Linked DNA regions of Homo sapiens: region 1 is linked to region 2. A link is an interaction called in ENCODE POLR2A ChIA-PET data of the cell type or tissue named here. Cell type or tissue: GM12878. All regions are shown on one strand. Each heading gives the region's core, and the rest is flanking DNA. Links, peaks and the distances in the headings are about the cores only. Region 1 overlaps LOC105372672 (a long non-coding RNA gene). Region 2 has its middle 92 kb from the start of ZNF217.

What was found. ChIA-PET counts read pairs that join two places held together with the same protein. Peaks named below come from ENCODE experiments on the same cell type or tissue, not always from the same donor. Only the 100,000 strongest peaks of a DNase experiment are listed, where the experiment ranks them.
Region 1: POLR2A ChIA-PET joins it to region 2 with 9 read pairs; 15 of 35 experiments call an interaction of 5 or more read pairs at or near these places.

The regions. Positions count from the first base shown.
Region 1 is chr20:53,633,969-53,639,345 of GRCh38, forward strand. It overlaps LOC105372672 (a long non-coding RNA gene), which reads left to right. Exons shown (of 3, transcript NR_134576.1): 3 at 562-622. Among named protein-coding and RNA genes, the nearest start is that of ZNF217, 43 kb to the left of the region's middle. In GM12878, for the core only: no CTCF peak of the experiment used is centred there; no DNase peak of the experiment used is centred there.
Region 2 is chr20:53,683,130-53,688,506 of GRCh38, forward strand. No RefSeq gene overlaps it. Among named protein-coding and RNA genes, the nearest start is that of ZNF217, 92 kb to the left of the region's middle. In GM12878, for the core only: no CTCF peak of the experiment used is centred there; a DNase peak (open chromatin) is centred at 3,012; H3K27ac peaks cover 1,208 bases.

The DNA of each region.
Region 1 (5,377 bases), core at 102-5,101, 49 kb before region 2:
GGTTTCACCATGTTGGCCAGGCTGGTCTCAAACTCCCGACCTCAAGTGATCCACCCGCCTCGGCCTTCCAAAGTGCTGGGCTTACAGGCATGAGCCGCCGCACCAGGTCATGTTTTTATTTATTTTTTGTTAGATACTGGGTCGTGCTATATTGCCAGAGCTGGTCTCAAACTCCTGGGCTCAAATGACCCTCCCGCCTCAGCCTCCCAAAATGCTATTTTTCCTTTTTACGTGTTAAAGAAACCTGGACACATGTCTGTAAAAGTTCCCCACGTTTTAAACTCTGGTGATTTCCAACTCCCTGGTGTTATTGAACCTGTTTCTCCATTCTCTGTACTTCCTGTAAACCAGGAGTTAGACCTGGAGGCCTGATTAGATGCAGGGTTGATTCTTGGGAGCAGTTGAAGATGACAGGCAACCTGATTCTCGGTATTGTGTTAGAAAGCACACAGAGTGAGTGGAATCTAGAAGGATGTACACCAGCACGTTATCGGTAGTTATTTTGGGGAAGTAGAGTGACCTTATTTTTGCTGATCTAAATTTTATTTCTTTTTTTCACAGTGAGCATGCCTTTCTCCTGAAAAATAAAAAATAGTTGGTGTTTACTGCAATCGTATGGCAAATACTGTGTTGAGAGATTAATTTACATGAACTCATAGAACCCTCAGGGCAAGTTTATGAGGTATTTACCATCTATGCTCTGCAGTATTTATTTATTTATTTATTTATTTATTTATTTATTTATTTGAGATGGAGTCTCACTCTGTTTTCCAGGTGGAGTGCAGTGGTGCAATCTCGGCTCACTGCAACCTCTGCCTCCCAGGTTGAAGTGATTCTCCTACCTCAGCCACCCGAGTAGCTGGGATTGCAGGCATGTGCCACCATGCCTGGCTAATTTTTGTGTTTTTGGTAGAGATGGGAGTTTCACCATGTTGGCCAGACTGGTCTCGAACTCCTGACCTAAGGTGATCCACCTTCCTCAGCCTCCCAAAGTGCTGGGATTACAGGCGTGAGCCACCGTGCCTGGCTGCAGTAAACATTCAGAAATATGAAGTAACTTGCCCGAGTTCATATGGTCGGTCTTGGGTAGAGGTGGATTTTATCTGTCAGCTGTCTGACTCTGAAGGGATTCTGATTCTGGAAAGTGTGGCATGCAACCTGAGAGACTTAATTTCTTTCTGGAAGATTCCCTTAAGTTATTCTGATGCAGACCCAGGCCTGAGAACCACAGCCTCTCTGCCCACCACATGATGTCACCATCCATAAAACATCTGCTCTCCAGCCTAAATTTGCTCTCAGCTGAAAAGTATTCTGTGCCCATCACATGTGAAGCCTGAAGCACGATGCTGGCGCAGTGGACCCAACAAGAGCACCTTCCTCTCCCCGCCTTGCCCCTTGGAGACGAGGCTCAAGGCTCCAGGCTGAAGAATCAAGTTGATCATCACAACAGCAGTAGCCTCCTAAGCACTCTCTGCAGCTCCACCCCAACTTCCCCTCCAGGCTCTTCTCTTCACAGTGCCATTCATGCCACTGATCTTTGTTGAGTTCCCACTATATGCCAGATACGTCAGGACACATTACTGCAAACAGACAGAAACCTTGGTCTTCATGGAGGTAACAGCTTAGGGGTTTGGGAGGGGTCAGTAAAAAAAAGATAAACAAGACAGTAAGTTAAATATAGAGAAAGGCAAATGATGATAAGCTGTTAAGAAAGAAGGATAGGGCCGGGTGCAGTGGCTCCTGCCTGTAATTCCAATGCTTTGGTAGGGCAAACTGGGAGAATCGCTTGAGGCCTGGAGCTCAAGAGCAGCCTGGACAACATAGCAAGACTCCATTTCTTAAAAAAAAAATTTTTTTTTTTGAGACAGAGTTTCGCTTTTGTTGCCCAGGCTGGAGTGCAATGGTATGATCTGGACTCACTGCAACCTCTGCCTCCCCAGTTCAAGCGATTCTCCTGTCTCAGCCTCCCTAGTAGCTGGTATTACAGGTGCATGCCACTATACCCGGCTAATTTTTGTATTTTTAGTAGAGACGGGGTTTCATCATATTGATCAGGCTGGTCTCGAACTCCTGACCTCAGGTGATCCACCGCCTTGGCCTTCCAAATTGCTGGGATTACAGGCCTGAGCCACTGAGCTCGGCCACAAAAAAAAAGAAAAAAAAATTAACAAATTAGCCAGACATGTTGGCGCCCAGTTGTACTCTCAGCTACTTCAGGGGCAGGCTAAGGCAGGAGAATCCCTTGAGCCCAGGAGTTCGAGGCAGCAGTGAGCTAGGAATGTGCCACTGCACTCCAGCCTGGATGACAGAGTGAGACAGAGAGAGGAAAGAAGAAGGAAGGAAGGAAGGAAGGAAGGAAGGAAGGAAGGAAGGAAGGAAGGAAGGAAGGAAAGAAGGAAGGAAGAGAAAGAAAGAGAGAAAGAAAGAAAAGAAAGGAAAGGCCGGCCACAGAAAGAAAAGAGAAAGAAGAGAAGAGTAAAGAAAAGAAATGAAATGAAAAGGAAGAAAAGAAAAGGCGAGGTACAGTGCCTCATACCTGCAATTTAAGCACTTTGGTAGGCTGAGACAGGAAGATTGCTTGAGGCTAGGAGTTTGAGACCAGCCTGGGCAATGTACCAAGACCTTGTCTCTACAAAAATTTTTAAAAAGTTATCCAGGCTTGATGGCACATGCCTGTGGTCCCAGCCACTCGGGAGGCTGAGGTGGAAGGATCACCTGAGCCCAGGAGGTTGAGTCTGCAGTGAGCCATGATCATGCTATTGCCCTCTAGCTTGGGCAACAGAGCAAGACCCTGTCTCAAAAACAAAAAAAAAAAAGAAGAAGAAGAGGAAGAAGAAGAAGAAAAAGAGGAAGAAGAAGAAGAAAAAGAGGAAGAAGAAGAAGGAGGAGGAGGAAAGGAAGGAAAGGAAGGAAAGGAAAGGAAAGGAAAGGAAAGGAAAGGAAAGGAAAGGGAAAAGGGATAGGTTGAATAGGGATTGTGTGTGTGTTTGTAATTTTTGAGAGCATGGCCAGGGAAGTACTCCCTAAGGCAGGGGGTCAACTAATTACGGACTGAGGCCAAATCCAGCCTATTGCCTGTTTATGTACAATGGCAAGCTAAGAATTGTCTTACATTTTTAAATAGTTGAAAAAAGTCAAAGGAAGAATGTTTTCTGACACCTGAAAGTAACTTATGTGACATTCTATCTCAGTGCCCACAGTGAAGTTTCTTTTTTTTTTTTTTTTCTTTTTTTTTACCCTGAGTCCCGATCTGTTGCCCAGACTGGAGTTCAATGGCATGATCTCGGCTCACTGCAACCTCTGCCTCCTGGGCTCAAGCAATTCTCCTGCCTCAGCCTCCCGGGTAGCTGGGATTACAGGGGTGTGCCACCACGCCCGGCTAATTTTTATTTTTAGTAGAGATGGGGTTTCACCATGTTGGCCAGGCTGGTCTTGAACTCCTGACCTCAGGTAATCCACCTGCCTCAGCCTCCCAAAGTGCCGGGATTACAGGCGTGAGCTACCGTGCCCGGTATCAATGAAGTTTTATTGGAACACAGCTATGCTCATTGGTTTACTTACTGTCTGTGGTTGCTTTTGCCTGACAAAGGCAGAGTTGAGTATCTGCCACAGAGACCCTGTGGCCCACAGAACCTAAAATATCCACCCTCTGGTTTGTTTGTTTGTTTGTTTGTTTGTTTGAGAGGGAGTTTCGCTCCTGTTGCCCAGGCTGGAGCGCAATGGTGCGATCTTGGCTCACTGCAACCTCTACCTCTCAAGTTCAAGCGATTCTCCTGCCTCGGCCTCCTGAGTAGCTGGGATTACAGGCATGTGCCACCAGGCCTGGCTAATTTTTTGTATTTTTAGTAGAGAAGAGGTTTCACCGTGTTAGCCAGGATGGTCTTGATCTCCCGACCTCAGGTGATCCGCCCTCCTTGGCCTCCCAAAGTGCTGGGATTATAGGCATGAGCCACCACGCCCAGCCTACTCTCTGGTTTTTAACCATTCGCTGACTCCTGCCCTAAGATGTCATTTGAAGAGACACCTGAGGCAGGTGAGGGAGCCAGTCATGCATTTATCTGGGGGAATATTCTAGCAGATGTCACAGCAAATGCAAAGACCCTGAAATAGGATGTCTGCTGTGTTCTTGGCAAGGCATGAAACTCACTATGACTGGAGCAGAGTGGATGAGGTCAGAAAGCAAGGATGGACCAGATCACGCACAGTCTTTGCTCCTAGCCTGAGGCAGATGGGAGCCATGGCAGGTGTGTGTGTGTGTGTGTGTGTGTGTGTGTGTGTGTGTGTGTGTGTGAGAGAGAGAGATAGGGTTTTGCTCTGTCATCCAGGCTGGAGCACAGTGGTGCAATCATAGCTTACTGCAGCCTCAACCTCCTGGCCTCAAGTGATCCTCCCACCTCATTCTCCCAAGTAGCTGGGACTACAGACATGAGCCACCATGCCTGGCTAATTTTAAAATTTCTTGTAGAGATAGTGTCTGACTACGTTGCCCAGGCTGGTCTTAAACTCCTGTCCTCAGGTGATCCTCTCACCTTGGCTTCCCAAGGTGCCGGGATTATAGCTGTGAGCCACTGCACCCACCCGCCATGGCAGTTTTGAGGCAAGCGGTGATGTGGTCTGGCTTATTTTAACAGGATCTCTCTATTTTAAGAATAGACTGGCTGGGCACGGTGGTTCACATCTGTAATCCCAGCACTTTGGGAGGCCAATGCGGGTAGATCACCTGAGGTCGAGATCAGCCTGGCCAAAATGGCAAAACCCCGTCTCTACTAAAAATACAAAACTTAGCCAGGTGTAGTGGTGTTTGCCTGTAATCCCAGCTACTTGGGAGGCTGAGGCAGGAGAATACCTCAAATCCGGGAGGCAGAGATTGCAGTGAGCCGAGATCACGCCACTCCACTCCAGCCTGGGCAACAAAGTGAGACTCCATCTCAAAAAAAATAAAAAGAATAGAGTGAAAGATAGAGTGAAAGGGAGGGCAAGAATGGAAACAGTGAAACTAGCAATGAAGGCATTCTAATAATCTGGATGACAAATGATGAGGGGTTGAGCCAGGGAGCTGACAGAGGAGCTGGAATTTATCTAGTGGGATTCTACATCCATGTTGAAGGTACAATAGACAGGATTTGCTCTAGACTAGATACATGAGGGAGCAGTCAGGGATGACTCCGAGGTTTCTGGCCTAAGCCAATAAATGCTGGACTCTCCTTTACCAGAACTGAGAAGACTGTGGGAGGAAGACAAGGTACTCAGTTTGTGTTATAGTAAGTTTAAGATGCCTTTTGGATGTTCCAGTGGAATTGTCAAGTAAGTAGCTGGATATGGAAAGCAAGAGCTGGGAAAGGTCTAAGTTTGAGATACATATGTGGGTGTCAGCATC
Region 2 (5,377 bases), core at 143-5,142:
CAGATCACGTGGTTAGGAGTTTGAGACCAGTCTGACTAACATGGTGAAACCCCGTCTCTACTAAAAATACAAAAATTAGCTGGGCATGGTGGCGTGCACCTGTAATCCCAGCTATTTGGGAGACTGAGGCAGGAGAATCGCTTGAACCTGGGAGGTAGAGGTTGCAGTAAGCCGAGATTGTGCCACTGCACTGCAGCCTGGGTGACAGAGCAAGACTCTATCTCAAAAAAAAAAAAAAAAGCAGGAAAAAAACAAACAAAAAACAATGAAAATTAGCAGGGCCTGGTGGTGCACACCTGTAATTCCAGCTACTTGGGAGGCTGAGGCATGAGAATCCCTTGAACCTGGGAGGTGGAGGTTGTAGTGAGTCAAGATGGAGCCACTGCATTCCAGCCTGGATGACAGAGCAAGACTCCGTCTCAAAAAATTAAAAAAAAAAAAAAGAGATCTAACAGAAGTTGAGACTCACAGTATACCTAGCACGCTTCTCAGTGATTAGCTTATTTAATCCCCAGAACAGCTTAGTGAAGGAGGCATTATTTATTATTCCCATTTCACAGATGAGAAAACAGAGGCTTAACAATATGAAGTGACCATGTAAATTCCCATGGCAGTGACAGTGGAGCTGGGATTTGAATGTTAGCAGCCTTGATGCTTAACTCGATTTTTCTTTCTTCTGTTTTCTTACCACAGTACTAAGGAGGGACTTAATGCCATTTGTTCCCTACCCACTTGGCATTCATTCCTACCTGCCTTTGCTAACTGGCATTACTGATTGTCCACTAGATGCAACACCTATGCTAAACAATGGGGAACACAAAGATCTTAGGGATTTTTTTTTTTTTTTGAGACGGAGTCTCGCTCTGTTGCCCAGGCTGGTGTGCAGTTGCGTGATCTCGGCTCACTGCAAGCTCCGTCTCCTGGGTTCAGGCCATTCTCCTGCCTCAGCCTCCCGAGTAGCTGGGACTACAGTCGCCCACCACCACGCCCAGCTAATTTTTTGTATTTTTAGTAGAGACGGGGTTTTACCGTGTTGGCCAGGATGGTCTCGATCTCCTGTCCTCGTGATCTGCCTGCCTTGGCCTCCCAAAGTGCTGGGATTACAGGCATGAGCCACCGTGCCCGGCTGATCTTAGGGATTAACTGATTGATTGATTGACTGATTTATCTTTTTTCAACCCTGGCCTACAGAAGATCTTTGGAATTCACATAAGGTTTTTCTTGGGCCGGGCATGGTGGCTCACGCCTGTAATCCCAGCACTTTGAGAGGCCAAGGTGGGTGGATCACCTGAGGTCAGGAGTTCAAGACCAGCCTGGCCAACATGGTGAAGCCCTGTGTCTACTAAAAATACAAAAATTAGCGGGGTGTGGTGGTGGGCGCCTGTAATCCCAGCTACTTGGGAGGCTGAGGCAGAAGAGGTGGAGGTTGCAGTGAGCCAAGATCACACCACTGCACTCCAACCTGGGTGACAGAGAGAGACCCTGACTCAAAAATAAATAAATAAATAAATATATACGATTTTTTTTTTTTTGGAGGCAGGGCCTTGCTGGATCACCCAGGCTAGAGTGCAGGCACAATCTCGGCTCATTGCAACCCCCGCTTCCCAGGCTCAAGACATCTCCCACCTCAGCCTCCTGAGTAGCTGGGACTACAGGCACGTGCCACCACACCTGGCTAATTTTTTGTATTTTTGGTAGAGACGGGGGTCTCACTATGGTATCCAGGCTGGTCTCAAACTCCTGAGCTCAAGTGATCATCCCGCCTCAGCCTCCCCAAGTGCTGGAATTACAGGCGTGAGTCCCCTCCCTCGGTCGATTTTAGGAATGTAAAGGCTGGTAGAGCACTTCCAACTCCCTGTGTTTGGATTCACGGATTCTTCATGGAGCATTTCCCCAGGAAAAGACACACAAACAGATTAGGTGCACAATTACAGGGGTTTCATTAATATTCTCCAAGTTTATTTATGGATTCCCTAGACTTCCAAGATAAGGGCACTTGGTTTTACAGCATAATCCCCATATTTTATCACCCATAGGTTCACAGGATTGGGTGACTTGTTCAGGAGACTTAGTGAAGTGTTGTTCGTTTAATGTCTACGCTAAGTGAGTAAATGTATGGTCCTCAGTATTCTCAACCCTAAGTTACGGAATTGCTAGACACAGGGCCAGCTTCATGGGTGTATGTCTTGGGCAGCAGTTGCTTAGGGCTCTGTGCTCGGAAGCAGCCCGTCTCGAATGTCTGGGCTCAAGCAGTCTTCCCTCCTCAGCCTCCCAAAGTGCTGGGACTGCGCGCATGCACTACTGCACCCTGCCACTTTGAAATTTTTAATAACTTTTTGAACAAGAAGCCATGTGTTTTCATTTTGCACTGGACCTTACAAATTATGTAGCTGGCCCTTATTAGACATTGTGACACCTAAGAGAGACCACCCCCTGGGAGGACTGAACACTTGAAAAAATAATATTTATTGAGCAGGTATTAATTCATTTAACCTTCACAATGACCCGGTGTGGCAGGTTCTAATTTTACCCACATTTTACAGATGAGGAAAGCATTCTGTAAATGCAGTCAATTCTTGAAATGTCTAGTGTTGCTTAGTAATTAGAGGGCCTTACTTATGACCAAGAAGTTTACAATTTTGCCTATTTGCATACATTCTCCATCTATTTTAAACAAACAAGAGCCAAAAAACAAAACAAAACAAGCAACAACAACAACAAAACAAGAAAAAGTTGAGCCCCAGCTGTGCAGATTTCTTTCTGAAAACACTGGGTTATTATATTGAGTATTTTAGTACTAATTTAGAAAGTATTTTGATCTTGATTCGTCTACTGATCATGTCAGAATCCAACTCTGAATAATACTGAACGTGATTAGAGTCCCCAGAACTGAGCCAGACTGGGTCTGCAGAAAGTTCTTACAGCTACCAAAGATGGCTTGATATGTGTCTGGTGGGGGTAGGGAGGAGAGTGTGGCCTGTGGTTCCTCACAGCGGGGAGCAAGTGGCCTGTGGGTGGAAGAAACTGTCACTTCACCTGCAGCTGGGGGCACCCATCTTATTCATTACAAGGTCTGAGGAAGCTGGTTTACCAGGTCAGAATTCAGAAACGTGGATTTCACCTTTACCAGCTACTCAGCCCTAAGGCAGTTCACAATCTGAGTAACCATGGGCTGCTGAATTGTGATTGTTTAAAAACAGGCCGGGCTCAGTGGCTCATGCCTGTAATCCCAGCACTTTGGGAGGCTGAGGTGGGTGGATCACGAGGTCAGGAGATCGAGATCATCTGGGTAACATAGTGAAACCCTGTCTCTACTGAAAAAAAAAAAATACAAAAATTGGCTGGGTGTGGTGGTGCGTGCCTGTAATCCCAAGCTACTCGGGAGGCTGAGGCAGGAGAATCGCATGAACCCAGGAGGCAGAGGTTGCAGTGAGCTGAGATTGTGTTACTGCACTCCAGCCTGGCAACAAAGCTAGACTCCGTCTCAAAAAATATAAATAAATAAATAAAAATAATATGGCCCAGCCTGGGCACCGTGGCTCACGCCTGTATTCCTAGCACTTTGGGAGGCCAAGGTGGGTGGATAGCCTGAGGTCAGGAGTTTGAGACCAGCCTGGTTGGTGAAACCTCGTCTATATTAAAAAAATACAAAAAATTAGCTGGGCATGGTGGCGGGCGCCTGTAATCCCAGCTACTCGGGAGGCTGAGGCAGGAGAATCGCTTGAATCCAGGAGGTGGAGGTTGCAGTGAGCCGAGATTGTGCCACTGTACTCCAACCTGGGCAACAAGAGCAAAACTCTGTCTCAAAAAATATATAATAATAATAATAATAATAATATGGCTGGGTGTGGTGGCTCACGCCTGTAATCCCAGCACTTTGGGAGGCTGAGGCGGGTGGATCACCTGAGGTCAGGAGTTTGAGACCAGCCTCCAACATGGTGAAACTCCATCTCTACTAAAAACACAAAAAAATTAGCCAGGCGTAGTGGTGCACGCCTGTAATCCCAGCTACTCAGGAGGCTGAGAAAGGAGAATCACTTAAACCCAGAAGGCGGAGGTTGCAGTGAGCTGAGATCGTGCCATTGCACTGCAGCCTGGGCGAGGAGCGAAACTCTATCTCAAAAAAAATAAATAAATAAAATAAAAATAATATGGATTGCTAACTCAAAAGAGAACTGAAAGTTTTTTCTCTTCGCACTAAATAAAACCTCCCAAACTGTGGGGCCTTTAGATGCTAAAAGAAATGCTAGATTTTCTAATTAGTCTTCTCTAATAAAATACTTTTACAGTTTTCTGTGCCAACTGGTATATTATTCCCATAATTATTTGATTAAAAAGGAATGAAGTTCTTTGAAAACCATATTATGGTAATATTAGAACTGAAATTATACTTGTCATTTCATACTATTGCCTATGGAGTTTTTGATCTTTCTCATTATGCCGATTTGTGAGATTTCTTTTTCTTTCTGTGGGAAAACCCTGTGGACTTCTCTTCTTCCCTCCCGCCCTTCTTTCCTTCCTCCCTTCCTTCTTTCCTTCCAAAAGAAATGAACTGGTTTATTATTTTGTAGGATATGCATTATTTCCTATATAATTTTGGGACAAGCTGGTTTCCTTTCATGAGTAATTTATTAATACACTGTATTTAAAAAATCTAAATATAGGGGTGTGGGGATGGGAAAAAAAGAAAAAACTAAATATTATAATTGAGCCTGATTGCATGATATGTATTCATGTATTTCAGCCTAAACATGAAAATAAATACCCAAGTTTCTTTTTAAACACCCAGTATTTAAAAGTGCTAGGCTCTGCAACAGGCGCTGTAAATATTGAGCTGATGAAAACCAGTTTAAACAATTATTGCTTTATTTTAAACATTTATTGAGGTTCTATGCTAAGAACCTCTAGATTCTCTGAATTTTTTTTCTACTTTAAAAAATAGAGACGGGATCTCACTACGTTGCCCAGGCTGGTCTTGAACTCCTGGGCTCAGTGATTCTCCCACCTTGGCCTCCCAGAGTGCTAGGATTAAAGGCATGGGCCACCATACCCAGCCTAGATTGTCTCATTTAATCCAGAGAAACATGCAAGGAGATGATATTATTATCCATGTATTACTCATGAGAAACACCCAGAGAGATTAAGTAACTTGTCCAAGGACACACAGCTATTGAATGGTGGTGCTGATTATAAAACTAGATCTGTCTGATTGCAAATCAAGATCACTTATAACTGTTGGGTGTGGTGGCTCACACATATAATCCCAGCACTTTGGGAGGCTGAGGTGGGAAAATTGGCTTGAAGCCAAGAGTACCAAACCAGCCTGGTCAACATATCAAGACTGTTTCTACAGGCCGGGCGCGGTGGCTCACGCCTG